Regions from separate parts of the Homo sapiens genome. Here region 2 is linked to region 1. The links are chromatin loops, found by intact Hi-C in ENCODE. Cell type or tissue: ovary. All regions are shown on one strand.

Region 1 (8,000 bases):
TGGTCAAGTATTAACAGCACAAGTGATAGGTTAACTTTAGAATAGGAATTGGTGTGGGGCGGGGGTGGGGGTTGCAAGAATATTTTATTTTAATTTTTTTGGATGAAATTTTAATCTATTATATATTAAACATTCTTTCTGCTGCGCTGCAAAGCCATAGCAGATTTGAGGCACTGTTGAGGGCTCAATTATTCTCCACGTTGAGAGATGTCCTTAGGTTAAATTAAAAGCCCTACCTCAAACTGAGGTGGGGATGGGGAGAGCCTTTGCTTCCACTGGTCTCACCCCACCGTCCCCTTAAACCCTATGCCTTTGAAAGCAGATCATGTTCACTGCCATGCTGGACACTACAGGTCTGTCCCTAGGCCAGTGGGGACCTCTGAAGTCTTCTTTGTGGCCTGGCTTATGTATTTATTTATTTTTCCATCCTGTGGTTTTTCTAGTGGACTTTCAGGAATTTTGTAATCTCATAACTTTCCAAGCTCCACCACTTCCTAAATTTTAAAAACTTTAATTGACAGTTTAAATTGTAGGTGCTGTTTGTGACTTAACACCCAATGAAAGCCCAGGCATCATGACAAATCCTTGAATGTTCTCTTAAGAAAATAATGCTGGTCATCGCAGCTTCAGCATCTCCTGTTTTTTCATGCTTGGCTCTCACTGCTGATTTCAGTTTCCTAGCTTTTCCTCCCTCAGGCCCTTCTCACCCCCTTTGCTGTCCTGTGTAGTGGTTGGGTGAGAGAAATCATTGCTGCCTCACCCACCCCGGCACCATATATGGGTTTCAAGTTTTGTTATTGCAATAAAAGTGCTTTATGCTGGCTTTTCTAACAAACAAATAACCAGTGGGAGGCAAAACAAGCTGAGACACTAACCCAGGACTACATCATCGCCCCTCATGTCTTGCCTATGTTCTGTGAGCCCCACGAACGGAGTACAAGGAAACAGCTAGAGAAGGACAGACTGGATCCCCTGAAGTTGCATAAACCTGAACCTCCTGTAGCAGACCCAGGTTGTGGTGGGACCCACAAGGGCACTCTTTCTTTCTATATTGTGAAGAACATTGCTTTGGACAAGACTGACGACCGTAATCCTTGGGAAGCCATTTTGCATCATGCCAAAGCGCAGAAGACAACCCATATTGGGTTTCTCCAACACATTCCAAGACTCAGCCCAGAATCATGTTTGGCCAAGTTGAATCTGATGATGAGGAAGCAAAGAATGAGCCAGAATGGAAAAAATGTAAAATTTGAAGAATCTCTTTTGAAAACTGTTTGTATGAGTAGGAGGGAAATGTGACAGGTTTGGGTTTTCTTTTTAATACTCATGAAATTAAAAATTCATTTTTATGAAAAAAAAGAAAAAATACAAGACAGGATCATTTATCTACTTCTTGTACCTTTAGTTTTGGTCCCTTTTGGATTAACCATCTATCTAATTACCTAAGCTGCTGAGGCTAAAATGTATATGCTCTTGTGATTCTTATGTATTAATAATTTTGAATGCATTTTAAAATTCAACTTAACACTTAAAGTATTATCACTTGTTGATAATTGAATTGAGAGCTACTCAAGTTCACAAATGCAACTGGCAAGGTGGGGTGAGTTGGGGGAGGAAGGGCTTGAAGAGAGGACTAAGAAGGAGAGACGTGATTCTATTTGGTTCAAGCATAATATTTCTCTCCACCACCACCACAAAAACATAAACACCTGAAAAATACCATCATACAGAACACTTTCTTACAGTCTGGACAGTTATGTTTCAGACAGGGATGTGACACACAAGAAGCTTCAGCCATGTTCCTCTGCTATGTGCATGTGCTGGCTGGGAGGCCCCAAATCAGTACAATCTCATCCACCACCATCCGTGGGGTCTCCCTCTGCCCAGACCCAAGATACCTCTAGTATTCATTCACTGTGAAGTCAATGGTGCCTTCAAGTACTGCCTGCCAACCCCATGGTTTATTCACCAGCTCTTTAGTGCAGGCAAAGAAGAGAAACAAAAAGATCTCCAAAACTCCCTGGCTGAAGGGATTTGCTTCCTGCTTTGTTCTTGTGAAGATGCCTGGGCGTCATCCCACATAAAGCTACCTTCTCAGAGTCAGTGATGTAAGTGTGCCTTTGAGGCCAACTTGCCTTCAATCTTTTTGAGAAACCTTGCTGGGATATAATGGAAAGGGTCCCTGGGTATAAGTTCTGGCTCTACTGCTTAGTAACTGTTGCCCTTGAGAAGTTACTTAATCTCTCAGAGTCTCAGTCACTTCACCTATGAAGCAGAGTAATTGGTTATCCAGGGTTAGCCAATTATTAATCCGTTTATAGCATTGATTACATATACTATCATACACAAAACTTTATTTATTTTGTAAAATGAAGTCCAGGATTTGGCATCATATACTAAACACTGACTTTTTTTTAACAGAAAATATTATCAGATATTTTGAATAGTCCAGGCAAAACTATAGTGTATTCAGTTGAGATCCTACATCACATCCTCACGTCATCTCATGAGTGTGTATGTGTATGACTATCTTTCAGTATTCACTGTGTGTTCCTATCATCATCTTACTCGATCCCGCCAATGAAGTGGGCAGGCCAGCCAGGTAGGGATTATTATAGCCAGTATTTTTTATGAATGAGGAAACTGAGGCCAGAGAGGTCTAGAGAGTAGCCAAAGTTCACACAACCAGCAAGTGGCAGAGACAGAATTAGAGTAAACATCCTCTGACTTCTGGGCTAGGACTCTAGCTGCTGCCATGCAGGGAAAAACAGAATGTCCATAGCAGAAAGCTTGGCAGCCACGTAACCCCAACTACCAGCTCTAACCATATATGGCCAAGTCTCCTGCTCACTCAGCCTCCTTCTTCACCACCCACTCAGGTAAAAGTGACCTGAAGAAATACATATAGGGGATTTAATTATTACATTATTATTAATAATAAGTGGTCATTTTGTTGACAGAATATTGTCTAATATCAGGATTGGAGATTTTGCATTTTCTTCTGTGTTGGTTAGTGATTGTTGTGTAACAAATCAGCCCAAAGCTCAAGAGCTGAAAGCAACATTGGCAAGGCCAGAAATGACCTTGCAGTCTCAGGCACACAGCTGTCCAAAAGCTGAGGCCCAAGCAGAAAAGCAGATTGTGGCCAACTGCTGCTAGAATGGAACTTGCTTTCTGCCTGTGGCTCACACATTCTCTCTTTGATTCCCCAGCTCATTCATAAGAATTTCTTCACTTTGAGCTGCCAAAAGGCCGCAGAGAACTATTTTTAAATGTGAAGAATACTCTGAGAAAAATCATGTTTTTACTTTTTACTGTTTCTTTACTATGAAGCTGGTTATCATGCCTCTTAAAATTACTCCTGTTTTCTAAAACTGTTGTCCATTTGCAATTACACCATTAAACGAAAACTCTTTCTCCTCACATTTCTATAGAGGAGCAAATGTGACATTGTGGTGCACCAAGTTAAAACACTTTTTCTTTCTTCATTTCTTCTGGTAAGGAAAAGCAGATGAAATGATATGTCTGGGGATTTGCGACACTAGTGTGGGTGGGTGCGGAGACACAGCAACAATTGGCCAAGGAAGCTGGTGATTGCTACGGTGAAGGAGATAGATGGATTCATAACACAGCTAAGACTATTTTACTCCCTAGAATCAGAGACTGACAGAGCTAGAAAGTTATCTAGCCCAAACTAGTTATATTGTAGATAAGATAATGGGGGCCTGGTGAGATAGTGCCCAAGGCTACGCAAATGTGGGTCTTGAACTCCAGCCCTTCCCACATCCACGCCAGTGTTGCACAGGGTCACTTTATACTGTATTCCTTAATCTTTCCTGACTCATATGTCATAATTTTACTGTCATCAAAAGTTTGAGAACTGTCTTTAAGCAACTATGTTGACTTGGATCTCAATAAGAATGCAGACAAAGAGAAGACTATTTCATTTATTTAGGTCATAATATAATTTTGTAAGCAAAAAGTACAAAATGCACAATAGATATGTGCTTTATATATAATGTAAGTGTTCAGTATATATATTTAAAATATAATTACTTGGAACTTTCTCAAATTAATTCTCCCTTTGTACACACACACACACACACACTTCAGGTTCTTGATTCTAAACTCAAACAGCATATATTTTTCTTTTTTCTGGCACTTATTACCTCCTACTTTGTATTTAATTTACAAATTATGATATGATATGTCATATCATATCATATCATATCATATCATATGTCAATTTTTATACTTTTAGTAGAAATGGGGTTTCCCCATGTTGGCCAGGCTGGTCTCAAACTCCTGACCTCAGGTAATCCACTCGCCTCGGACTCCCAAACTGCTGGGATTACAGGCGTGAGCCACCGCACCCAGCCTGGACCCACACTCTTTTAAAAAATTGTAGCAATATATATATTACATAAAATTTACCATTATAATCATTTTAAAGTATACAATTCAGTGGCATTAAGTGGCATCCTTGTGCAACTATCATCAGTACTCATCTCTAAAACTTTTTAATCTTTCCAAGCTGAAATTCTATACCCATTAAACACCAGCTCCCCATTCTAGCCTCCTCCCAGTCCCTAGTAACCACTATTTTACTTTCTCTGTCTGTGAATTTGACTATTCTAGGTACCTCATGTAAATAGAAGCATACAATATTTGTCCTTTTGTAATGGATTTATTTCACTTATCATAATGTTTCAAGGTTTATCCATGTTATAGCATGTGTCAGAATTTTATTCCTTTTAAAGAGACTCGTGCTTTTTTTTTCAGCAGCTAGAACAACTAAGCTTGCAAAAATGATTAGTTAAAATTGAATTGCTCTCCTCAGGTGATTTGGCAATGGGCAATCCAGGGTATTGGGTCCACAGTCTGTCACCGTGCTCACCCTAGCAGGGATGGGCAGTACCCTGATGCTACTCCACTCTCAACGAGTTGTCCTGTCTAGTCAGGTTTCCTCAGTGATATGGTTTGGCTTTGTGTCTCCATCCAAATCTCATCTCGAATTGTAATCCCCATGTGTGGAGGAAGGGAAGTGATTGGATCATGGGGGCAGTTTCCCCCGTGTTATTCTCATGACAGTGAACAAGTTTTCACAAGGTCTGACAGTTTTATAAGGGGATCTTCCGCCTTCATTTTCTCTTCTCTCTTTCCTGCTGCCTTGTGAAGAAGGTACTTGCTTCTCCTTTGCCTTCCACCATGATTGTAAGTTTTCTGAGGCTTCCCCAGTCATGTGGACCTGTGAGTCAATTAAACTTCTTTCCTTTAAAAATTACCCAGCCTCAGGTATGTCTTTATAGCAGTGTGAAAATGGACTAATACACCTGGCATGGCTCCCCTAGCCTCCAGAGTAATAATGCCCCTTCCTTATTAATCTCAATTACCAACACCCCCCTTCCTTTGTTAATTTACATTACCAACCCTACCACAATCCCACCTGCCCACACACCAGGCTGTCCATCCTGAAGTATTCAACTTGGTCCTGCTACTGTGTTCTTCTTTGATCTCTAACCTGTTATTGATAAATAAACTTCTTGGTCTCTTCTGCTCTTGATATTCAATACCAAGTTTAAGTCTACTTTTGATGGTGAGTTTAAAAACTTCATTCAGAATATCATTTACTCTGTCAGGGTAAATTTAGATCATAAAGAATAATGTTGACAGTAATAAGGGTAGAAATGGGGAGTCAGCAAAGAAAGACTTAGGTTTAATATACATTCCAAATATCATCCTTTCACGGTCATGTCTTTTTTCTTTTCCTTCTTTCTTTTTTTTTTTTTTTTTTTTTTTTTGAGACAAAGTCTCCCTCTGTCACCCAGGCTGGAGTGCAGTGGCGTGATCTTGGCTCAGCGGAGCCTCCACCTCCCAGGTTCAAGGGATTCTCCTGTCTCAGCCTCCTGAGTACCTGGAATTACAGGTGCACACCACCACGCCCGGCTTACTTTTGTATTTTTGGTAGAGATCAGGTTTCTCCATGTTGGCCAGGCTGCTCTTGAACTCCTGGGCTCAAGCCATCCACCCACCTCCGCCTCCCAAAGTGCTGGGATTACAAGAGTGAGCCACTGTCCCTGTCCCTTTCACAGTCATTTCTGACAGCTAAGCTTTTGGGAAGGGAGAAGAGAGGTCATTCTTCTTGACAAGTATTGGAATTCAGTTATTCTGTGCTAATAATTAAAGTCTGAATCTGGTTTAAAATCCAGTTATGAGAATCTTGGTGCATAATGAAGACACACGCCCAACATAGGTCATCTCTGCTTGGTGATGGCCAAGCCAGTAATAAGAGGCAAGGCTAAGATTTCTCTCTCCAAATAATTTGTTGTATTTTATATGATTCAACATAATTTGCCATCATTTAGCCAAGAAAGATTTTTAGGTGATTATTACAAAACACCCACCATGGTTTTAAAAAACAGCAGCAGCGTCAAAATTAATTCAATGAAATATCCACAAATATTTTGTTTTGTGAAAAGTAATGTCCTAGTGCCCAGTAAGTTTTTTCAAATGCAGATTGAGATCCAGTAGGGAGTCATGAGCTCAACTTAGAAGGTCAGTATTTAATTTTAAAAATGAAATAAAAATAGAAGGAAATAGAGAATACTGGAGTACATCACAATTAGTAAGAATAAATATTGTTTTGTTAAATTTTTAATCTGGTAAGGTATGAGTATGTGTGTGTGTGTGTGTGTGTGTGTGTGTGTGTGTTATATTTTGTGGTATAGTTTATACTGAGTATAATGTGCTTCTTACTGAGGGTTCCAGCAGAGGAGAGTAGTTTGAGAAATTTTCCTTGTTAACTGAATGAACAGATTGCAAAGCAGTCCAGCTTACTGCCCTCTACAAGTAAAATGTTGCCAGATATCTACTCAAAATGCATTTGATTATAGAGTGGGCAATAATAAATACGTAGCAAGAATATCTTACATTTTCAGATACTCTTTGTTTTTCTTCATTCAAACATGATTTTTTTTCTTCTCTAGAAAAGGATTTTAAAAAGCTTATAAACACTTGAATATAATATAACATAACATACACACTGTAAATAATGAGTGGTAAAAATAATCCAAACAGAAAAATAGGTTGAGAAGGTGGTATGGAACCAGGACTGAAGGTAGCAGTATTCAGTAAACTCACACACCCTGGAAAGTGGTAAAACAATGAAAAAGGATAGGAGTACCCTCTGACATTTAGGACTGACTTGACATTCACACCTAGACCTCAATGCTATTACAAGTTGGTCTGACACACACAGCCAGGCCATGTTATTTTCCTCTTGAATATAAACAATCTCACAGAATATCTATATCTAACGAGGTCACTCTTAGGCCATGATAAAGTGAGACAAAAATAAGGTCACTGTGCAACACAAAATAACAGATATTTTCTTCTCTTGCTGAATGAGTGACAGTGACTTCTTTACCAATGACAGCTTTAATGTCTCCCTAGGCTGTGTGTTCCCCACAGATAAGACCTATCGAGATTCCCAAAAGTAGGATTGCCTCCACTTACTGATAATACCCAATCTGGAGAGAACCCTGTTTTCTTAGACTCTCCCTAAAATTACTCAACCAAACCCCAAATTCTATACCGGGTTGTTTTTGACAACCCTTTTCTGAGATACTCCATGACACTTTCATGGAGTTTTCAAGGTATTTTCCCTTACTGCAGTTTGTGAAAAACCCAACTTGTTCAACTACAGGTGTCTCTGGCAGTCTTTGTCTGAGAGTATAGATAACAGCAAAGCTGATTGTCGGCACCATGTCTTGCATGGGACAACAAAAAATCTCATTAGAAGCGCCTTTCCATCCTTCAGAGAGTGTGTAGGTGTGTTCATATGTGGGGTATGTGTAGGAGGACAGCAGTCGTAAAGAGCTAGCTTCATGGAGCTTTATCACCTCAATATCTTTTGGACTGAAAATTATCAGTTGCTGAAACTTAAAGAGTACCCAGAGTATTTTCAGGTGTGGTAATGTTTTTAGTTGTGTTTTTAAAAA
Region 2 (8,000 bases), 500 kb after region 1:
AAAAAAATGATAACAGAAATGGCTGGGGTAGCCACAGAGGAAAACAGGAGACTAATCTACGTGACCTTGAGGAAACAACTGAATTTTCTCGGCCTTAGTGTCTTCAGCCAATAAGAATGAATGGAGAGGCTCTTCCGCCTTGCAATTCTGTGGATCATAACAGATCATTAGTGATAATTATTCTAGTACAATAGGGAAGATTGACACTCTGGGGCCTCCCAGTGTCATGAAGTTTTCTAACATTCTCTCTTGTCTTTGGATGCTTTGAGTGTGTTATCTCATTATATAATGTTTGAGCTTTGAAAGCTGCTAGGCACTTTATTGATGAATGCAAAGCATATTTATTGAAAGAGCACATTTCTTTAGAATCCCTGGAACAAGTTTTGTTTGTTTGTTTGAGGTAGAGTCTCACTCTGTCACCCAGGCTGGAGTGCAATGGTGCAATGCAACCTCAGCTCACTGCAACCTCCGCCTCCTGGATTCAAGCGATTTTCCCACCTTCGCCTCCTGAGTAGATGGGACTATAGGTGCATGCCACCACGCTGGGCTTATTTTTGTATTTTTAGTAGAGATGGGCTTTGCCATGTTGGCTGGGCTGGTCTTGAATTCCTGACCTCAAGTGATCCACCCACCTCAGCCTCCCAACTCCTGACCTCAAGTGATCCGCCTGCCTCAGCCTGCCAAAGTGCTGGGATTACAGGCGTGAGCCACCGCCCCCCGCCCCCTGGACAAGGTTTTATGCTCAAGTCTTCACTTTGAATTTCTTTTATAGACAAATGGGGGCACTCAGGAAGCTAACAGGAAGAATGTAAGATACAACTAAAAGCTAGCTGAGGCAAGCCTGCATGGACTTTCATCCGTCTGTTGAATTTTGTGCAACTAGGTTATCTTTGGGAAATCACAATGAAGTTATTGCCTTCAAGACCTCAGAAGGGTCAGCTCTTCAAGAGTACTTATGTGTTAACTCAATAATTTTATCAATATCCAAAACCATAAAGTCAATCAGTCGTGGGGAAACTACAGAACACAGAAATAGCTAACATCTATTTTCTACTATTTCTAGGTACCATTGTAAGCATTTTACATGTATTAACTCATTTAATCATCATAGCAATTCTCAAGTAGGTACTATTATCATTCTTGTTTCATGGTTGTGGAAATCAAGCCACAGAGAAGTTAAATGATTTGCCTAAAGTCACTTAAATTATAAATGGCAGAACTGGGATTTGAACTTTTGCAGTCTGACTTCAGCCCATGCTATGTCCACAATATTACGGTTACCTCCCAACATGGCGAGTGATTTGCCATATTTACAGTGAAAAACATCAGCTGCTAAGTAATGAGAGCTTTCATCCAGTGTTGAAGCCAAGCACCACCCAGCTGGAGGTAGGGCCAGCTTTAGCCTTTAGGCTCAATAGGCCAGGATCTAAGGCCCATGATATTTTCAGGGACCTAAGAAAATATCTTTTAAAATCATAAGGAAAAAATGAATATGATCTAGCCTGAATAGTATTTGTCTTTATACCAGCATAGCCATAAAATATTTTATATATTTAGGGAGGAAGTCACCCGTGAAGGCAAAAGTGCCTAGGACCCATGAAAGTCATAACGGGGGCCTGATGGGAGGGTAGAATAGAAGTAGATGGGATAGGGACAAAGTTGTTGCTTGGAGGTCTTTCCAGAGGATCGCTGTGTGGTTGGTCCCTTCCTCCACTCTCCATGCTGGGGTAAAGGCAAGCTGCTGCAGAGCTCATCTTTGGCAAAGCTGCTTAACTCACTATTGGACCTTTGGCTTCTTCCTAGAGCCTCCCACCCCCACCTTCCTTCCTTTGCCACCAAGTGGGTGCTAGCTTTTCTCCTCTTCTTTCATGCCTTGGCTGTGCTGAGGAAGGTTGCAAACATGTTTTGCTGCTAGCCTGAAGGTGGGTTTGGTTTGATCTGTACAGCATCATAGAAAATCAGTCAGTTGTCATCATTTAAAAAAAAATTGGGTGATTTCACACAAATATCTGGATTTCTGGCTTCTCTTAAAGTCAGAAGGCATTGGGCTCATGTTACATGAATCCTTTTGGCTGGAGGTGAGTTAGGCTGTTTAGTCCCCTCCTCCTATCTAGCCCTGTAAACACTAGGATTTTAACCTTTGCATTAAGATATAATTTACAGCTTAAAGTATTATCCTTTCCCCAAATTCTTGCAATTTCACAGAGAAGGAAGGAAGCTGCAGAGATTGCACTCATAATGGTATTCTAGGCTTCAGCCATTAGGAGGTCCTGTAGGATATCAGGGTTTCTGCGTATAATGTCAAGTAAGGCCTGTGCCTTCTTTTGCTATGAGCAAGGCTTGTACTGAGGCTTCATGTGAATAGCAACAGGGCAGTCTGAATTTCCAGGATAAAGGTGGGTGGAAAGCGAGAGGAGAGATGCACCGCCTTCCCTTCAAGTGCTTCATCCTGCTGAAAGCAAGTGAATATGAATGGAATACAGAATTCCTGCATCCATTATTTTTAACTGTATTGTGGTTATTATTGTGAAAGACAGGACTTTAAAGAAGCTGGCAGGTGCTAACTTGAAAGCACCCACATAAAACACTGTCCAGACAGTTCAACTCTGTTGGGCAAATCTGTGCAAGGCCATCAGGCATCCAAAGCTGAAAAGAAATTTTACATTAGCCTCTTGTTGAAAACCTTTCTATTTAAGAATGCAATTTTTATATTTTCTCCATAACAAAGCAGGATTTATGAACCTTGCTCTGTTTTTATTGTACCCATGTGAACCTTCTGTGTGTGGACAAAATATTGCTATTGCCTAGCTTTTAACAGTGGTTTGGAGGATTGAAGAAATATATCTTGTTCTCACTTTTATAAGGCTTTTCAGATCTTTTAGCCTTACGTATTAGAGGCCCATGTAGGTGCCCACATTTCCACATTTGGTTCTACCATGTTGATAATATTCCCTAGAGAGTTTATAGTTACATATGCTCAGTGATTGAAATAAATATGTTAGATAGCTGGCTAACTAGCTACTGAGCATAGGGGATGAGCTAAATAAGATTTTTATGACCATGTTTCTGACCTTACTATTGCTCCCATTAAGAGGAAAATGATCTTGCACTAAACAGTGCCTTTTCCCTGCAAAAAAGAAAGGGCTTTAAGGACACAATATGGTCATTTTATTTCATTTTTTCTTACCCAGTTCAATGCCTGACAACCCAGAAGTCTTTGTTTGTTAATATTTATCATCCACATATTATATAGATTATGGCATATACATATATGGACTCAAATGATGTACAGGATGTTTAAGACATGGCTCCCGGTTGCAATGAATTTGGTCCAATTGGTGAGCCAGGACTAAAGAAGGAAGCAATATATCTGCTGTATATTAAACAGTACATTTTGTGTGTGTGTGTGTGTGTGTGTGTGTGTGTGTGTGTGTGTGTGTGACTTAGTGCTCCAACTGTTAAAGAAAGGGGATAGTCTGTTTCTGGCTGGGTCACACAGTGTAGGCTAACATGTGTCTTAGTCTGGGCTTCAAGGTTGAGAGTGATTACACAGAGTATGGCACAATGCGGGGAGGCCACTGGAGTTGGAAAGGTGGGAATGGATCATAGGGTGATGAGATTTGGTCCAGATTGAGGCGGGGGTGGGCTAAAGAGCTTCTGCTTTATCCTACAGCTAATGCTAAGCCATTTTTATGCAGGGAAAGAAAAGATGTGATAAAAGCAATGCTCTAGGAAGATTAATCTGGAAGCTTAGTAAAGTAATTGGAGCAGTTGAAGATGCAAGAGGCTGGAAAGCCAGTTAGGAGGCTCATGAATAATCTGGATATAAAGTGACTGGAGGCTGATTTAAGTTGAGAGAGGAAGGGGAAGTAGGGAAGGGATGATTTTAGAGAATCATTGTTTAGAAAAGATAAGCAAATGTAGCTGGATGAAAGAAAGGTGGAAGGAGTAAAAGATACTGTAGTTTACCTGCAGTTTCCAACCTGGAGGGGAATAAGAACTGGGAGACATGCCTTGCCTCCCATCCCACCTTGCTCACTTTTCTCCAGCCACACAGGTCTCCTTGCTATTCCTTAAGCAAAGCAAGCATCACCCCTACTCAAGGCCTTTGCACCTGTCAATTCCTCTGTTCTGAACATTCTTCCTCCAGAGACCCACCTCCCTTGCTTCTTCACTTTCAGCCCCTACCTGGCCCTCTCCACTCATTTATGCCTGTAAAAATGGGCATTTTCAATTAATACACTATATTTCAAAATGTTACTTTTCCTAAAAATTCTTGCAGGTTCATAGAGATAGGGAGCTTAAGCTATAGAGATGGCTAAAATGTACCCTGGTTAGAAAGACTTCCCTGACTATATCCTTCCTGACGATATATCATATATTAAGTCATTTTTTTCTGACTAGCATGTAAGGGTGTATGGACAAGACTTTGTCCTTTTTAATGGCTTTATCCTCAGCACCTAATACAGTGCCTGGCACATAGTAAATTATCAATAAATATGTGTTAGTTAAATTAGTGAAACAGGCAAATTCAAAAAAGAGGCTAATTTGGGAATTGAGGGGGAAGATTATGAGTTAGCTTTAAATTCACATCATCCTAAAAGACAACATTTTTTGATATTGGCAAGAGGTCAAGGCTAGGAGTGCAGCTTTGTGCCTTCACAGGTCTAACTTCTTTATGAGCATCAGCACAGCCTCTTGTGGACAGCGCCCCTCCCTGGGGGTTATCTCAGTGTTTTTCCTCTTGCATTAGGAGTCCTTTTCTTTCCCTGTGTGACTCATCTCCTCCTGGGTAGAGGAGGGGAGGACAGCCTTGGGATAAGGGGAAGTATCAAGAAGCTGCTGAGCCTATGAGAGGACAACCCAGAAACCACATTTCCTCTCTTAAGCTCCCCATCATATAACTAGTCAATGCTTTCTAGACACTCCAGATATAATTATTGGGATGATACACTACAAACTTTTCAAAATGTATTTGACATAGCCTGTAATAATCCAAATGAGAACAGAGACAACAAGAAGGCACACCTGTAGCTCATTTGTTTCCGCTGTTTCAATTGCTCTAATTCCCCTTTTCCAGTAGCCCATTAGGATCACCTGCCAAATTGACTTATTTAATGAAATTTCTGATGTACATTCATGTGTTTTCTAAAATAATCTCTTTAAGAAAGCACATTTTTCCTTCTCAAATGCAGTTCTGCCTTTTCTTGATAGGAACCCCATTCTAACATCACTACTGACTGTATTGAAATGAATGAATACATTATAAAGCACTTTATCTTTATTGCTGCCTGAAGTGGAGAATATAATTGCCAGCTGTGTATCCCAGGCACATAATTCCATTACTAGGTTCTTACGGAGCCATCAGTCCCATGGATGGTCCTTTGCTTGACAAACCAGCCCATCAAATTCCAAATCTGCCTTAATGGCAAATGCCACCTCTCGATCAGGTCACTGCTCCAGCCTGAATTCAGCAAATGTTACCAGAATACTTACCCTGGGGTACCCACGCTGCTCTTAGTTACGGGGTGCCTATCTTGCTCTTAGTTCTGCTCAAAAAAGCTTGTCATGCTTGAGGTCACAGCTTTTGGTCAAGGGTCCTTCCAGGATGAAGCTGATCTACGTTTTCTTGGACTGTCCACAAACATCCTTAACAGGTGCTAACTCTATTTTTAAATACTCTAGCAATATTTGTATGGGGAGCAGGGGCCAGCCACTATTCGGAAGTGGGCTGGTGAGGATTTTGATAGTGTTTTGGCTTTTTTGTGTTGGCTGGGTGGTGACACAGTTTCTTCAGATATCTTTAAATATATCATAGTCTACCAAATAAAGATTAGTTGAGGTGTGTGGGTTGGGGAGAAAGTGGTTAAGAAAACTTTTCTGCCAGCATACAAACTACCCTGGCTTCATACTTTGCTCTAAATTTCTGTGTAATCCCAGGGTTTTAGAGGTAAACCTGTACGGATCTCCTATCTTACACAAGAGGGATGAGCACTCACATTTACTGAGGCCACATGAGGGCTTGGCGCAGTTGGGAGCTTTTCATTTACTCTCTCAGTTGGCTGATGAGGAAACTGCTGGTACTTTTGTCCTAGCACACAAAGAATATAACCATCCTGAAGGAAAGAGAGTTTTGATTAAAGAGGGGAGGGTGAGAGAAGGAGTAACACTGGGGCAGGGCAGAGGATGGTATGCATGGATGGGTTTGCTGGAAGGAGAGGAGGACTCAGGAGACCCGGTGGTAGGAGGGTGATATGAAGAGGAGGGTGGCCCAGGATACACTGAGCACACTTTTGCACGTTAGTGGAAGACACTGGAAGTACAATGTCTGATACAATTTCTGGGCTGCCTTTGCCACAATATTCCAGGTTGCTGATATCTGCTTTCAAGGTAAGTTTGTCTGATTAGAATCTAGAGAAGTGTTTGAGAAAGCAAAGAGGGGTGAAAATGTTATTACTATTATTTTAGTGGTGGTAATCATTACCACCTGCTGAAAGCTTAATATGTGCTACAAACTGCTATGTGTATGATGTATCTTACATAAGTTAATTTTTACGAAAAACTTGGAGGTTGGTGTTCTTATGCTTATTTTAGAGGTGGATGAACTTTCTTGGCCAGATTCTCACAGCAAATGGGAGATCTGGGATTTGAATGCAGATTTGTCTAGCTCCCAAATTTATGTGATGGAATATCAAATAAATAACTTAATCTCTACTCATAAAACATGGATTCCATATCCCTTTTAGAACCATTTTTATGTGATTCAAGCCAATCCAGAGCATAACAACACTAGAAGATATAATAGCAGTAAGATAAACTGCCTCTTTAGCTATTTCCAAATTCATGGTCTCAATTAAGCCTTTTTCACATGTGCTGGCCCTTGTAATTCCTGATGTACTTTTCCTAATTCCAAATGTCTGGTAACAATTTATGATGTATAATTAAATGGGCTACCCTCCTTTTATCACGCCTTCTAGATATAGTCCCATCACATGAAACAAAGCGAAGCAAAACACTTCTTTGATTTAATGTTGACAGTCTCACATTCTCATTCTTATTAAGCTAATAACATTTAAAGATGATACTGAGGCTCTTTAATAATCCAGCAAGAAGAAAAATACAATTAGGCAATGATATGGTTTGGCTGTGCCCCCATTCAAATCTTGTCTTGAATTCCCAAGTGGGAAGGGAACCTGTGGAACTTGTGGGAGGGACCTGGTGAGAGGTAATTGAATCATGGGGGCAAGTCTTTCCTGTGCTGTTTTCGTGATACTGAATAAGTCTCACGAGATCTGATGGATTTAAAAAGAGGAGTTCCCCTGCATAAGCTCTCTTTGCCTGCTGCCATCCATGTAAGACATGACTTGTTCTTCCTTGCCTTCCACCATAATTGTGAGGCTTCCCCAGCCATGTGGAACTGTAAGTCCAATTAAACCTCTTTCTTTTGTAAATTGCCCAGTCTTGGGTATGTCTTTATCAGCAGTGTGAAAACAGACTAATACAGGCAATATCAGGGCAAATAAATACATCTTGGGAAGTGGTAGAAAGGGGAGGAGAAAAGAGATCAGGATTGAGTAAATGCCATGACTAACTAGGTGGGGCAGATTTTACCCGCATGAAGAGAGGTGCAAGGGCCCATGTTTATCTGAAACCCACCTGCTCAGTGGAAACCCTCCAAAATTTATTCCCATGTAACAATGGGCATTCTTAACAAGAGGCATAAGGCTATATCATGTTGGTTAGAAATCCTAAAGAAGAGTGATGCTGTGAGGAAGTAGGGTAACAAGCTGGTTTCTGGGTCTGGTCAGCCTTCTCTGTGAGGGGCCCTGAGGATATTGGTGGACGTGTTCAGGAATAAGAGGGTTCTGGGGCTGAGAGAAGAAAGGGAGCACAAAGGAAACAGCTAAGACTTTATTTCCGTGGGCTTTCTTGAAGGTCAGTCTGGGTAGAGTTCCAGAGATAAGCTCACTTTTGCTCTACCTTCAACTTAGAAAATTAAG

The links. A loop is a pair of places that touch in the nucleus more often than their neighbours do. Peaks named below come from ENCODE experiments on the same cell type or tissue, not always from the same donor. Only the 100,000 strongest peaks of a DNase experiment are listed, where the experiment ranks them.
Region 2: it touches region 1 in a loop (3-fold over the local background); 10 of 110 quality-filtered maps call a loop at or near these places.

Annotation. Positions count from the first base shown.
Region 1 is chr3:149,455,428-149,463,427 of GRCh38, reverse strand. It overlaps the pseudogene FKBP1AP4. Among named protein-coding and RNA genes, the nearest start is that of TM4SF4, 15 kb to the left of the region's middle. In ovary, no CTCF peak of the experiment used is centred here; a DNase peak (open chromatin) is centred at 3,117; H3K27ac peaks cover 640 bases.
Region 2 is chr3:148,959,466-148,967,465 of GRCh38, reverse strand. No RefSeq gene overlaps it. Among named protein-coding and RNA genes, the nearest start is that of GYG1, 28 kb to the left of the region's middle. In ovary, no CTCF peak of the experiment used is centred here; a DNase peak (open chromatin) is centred at 4,735.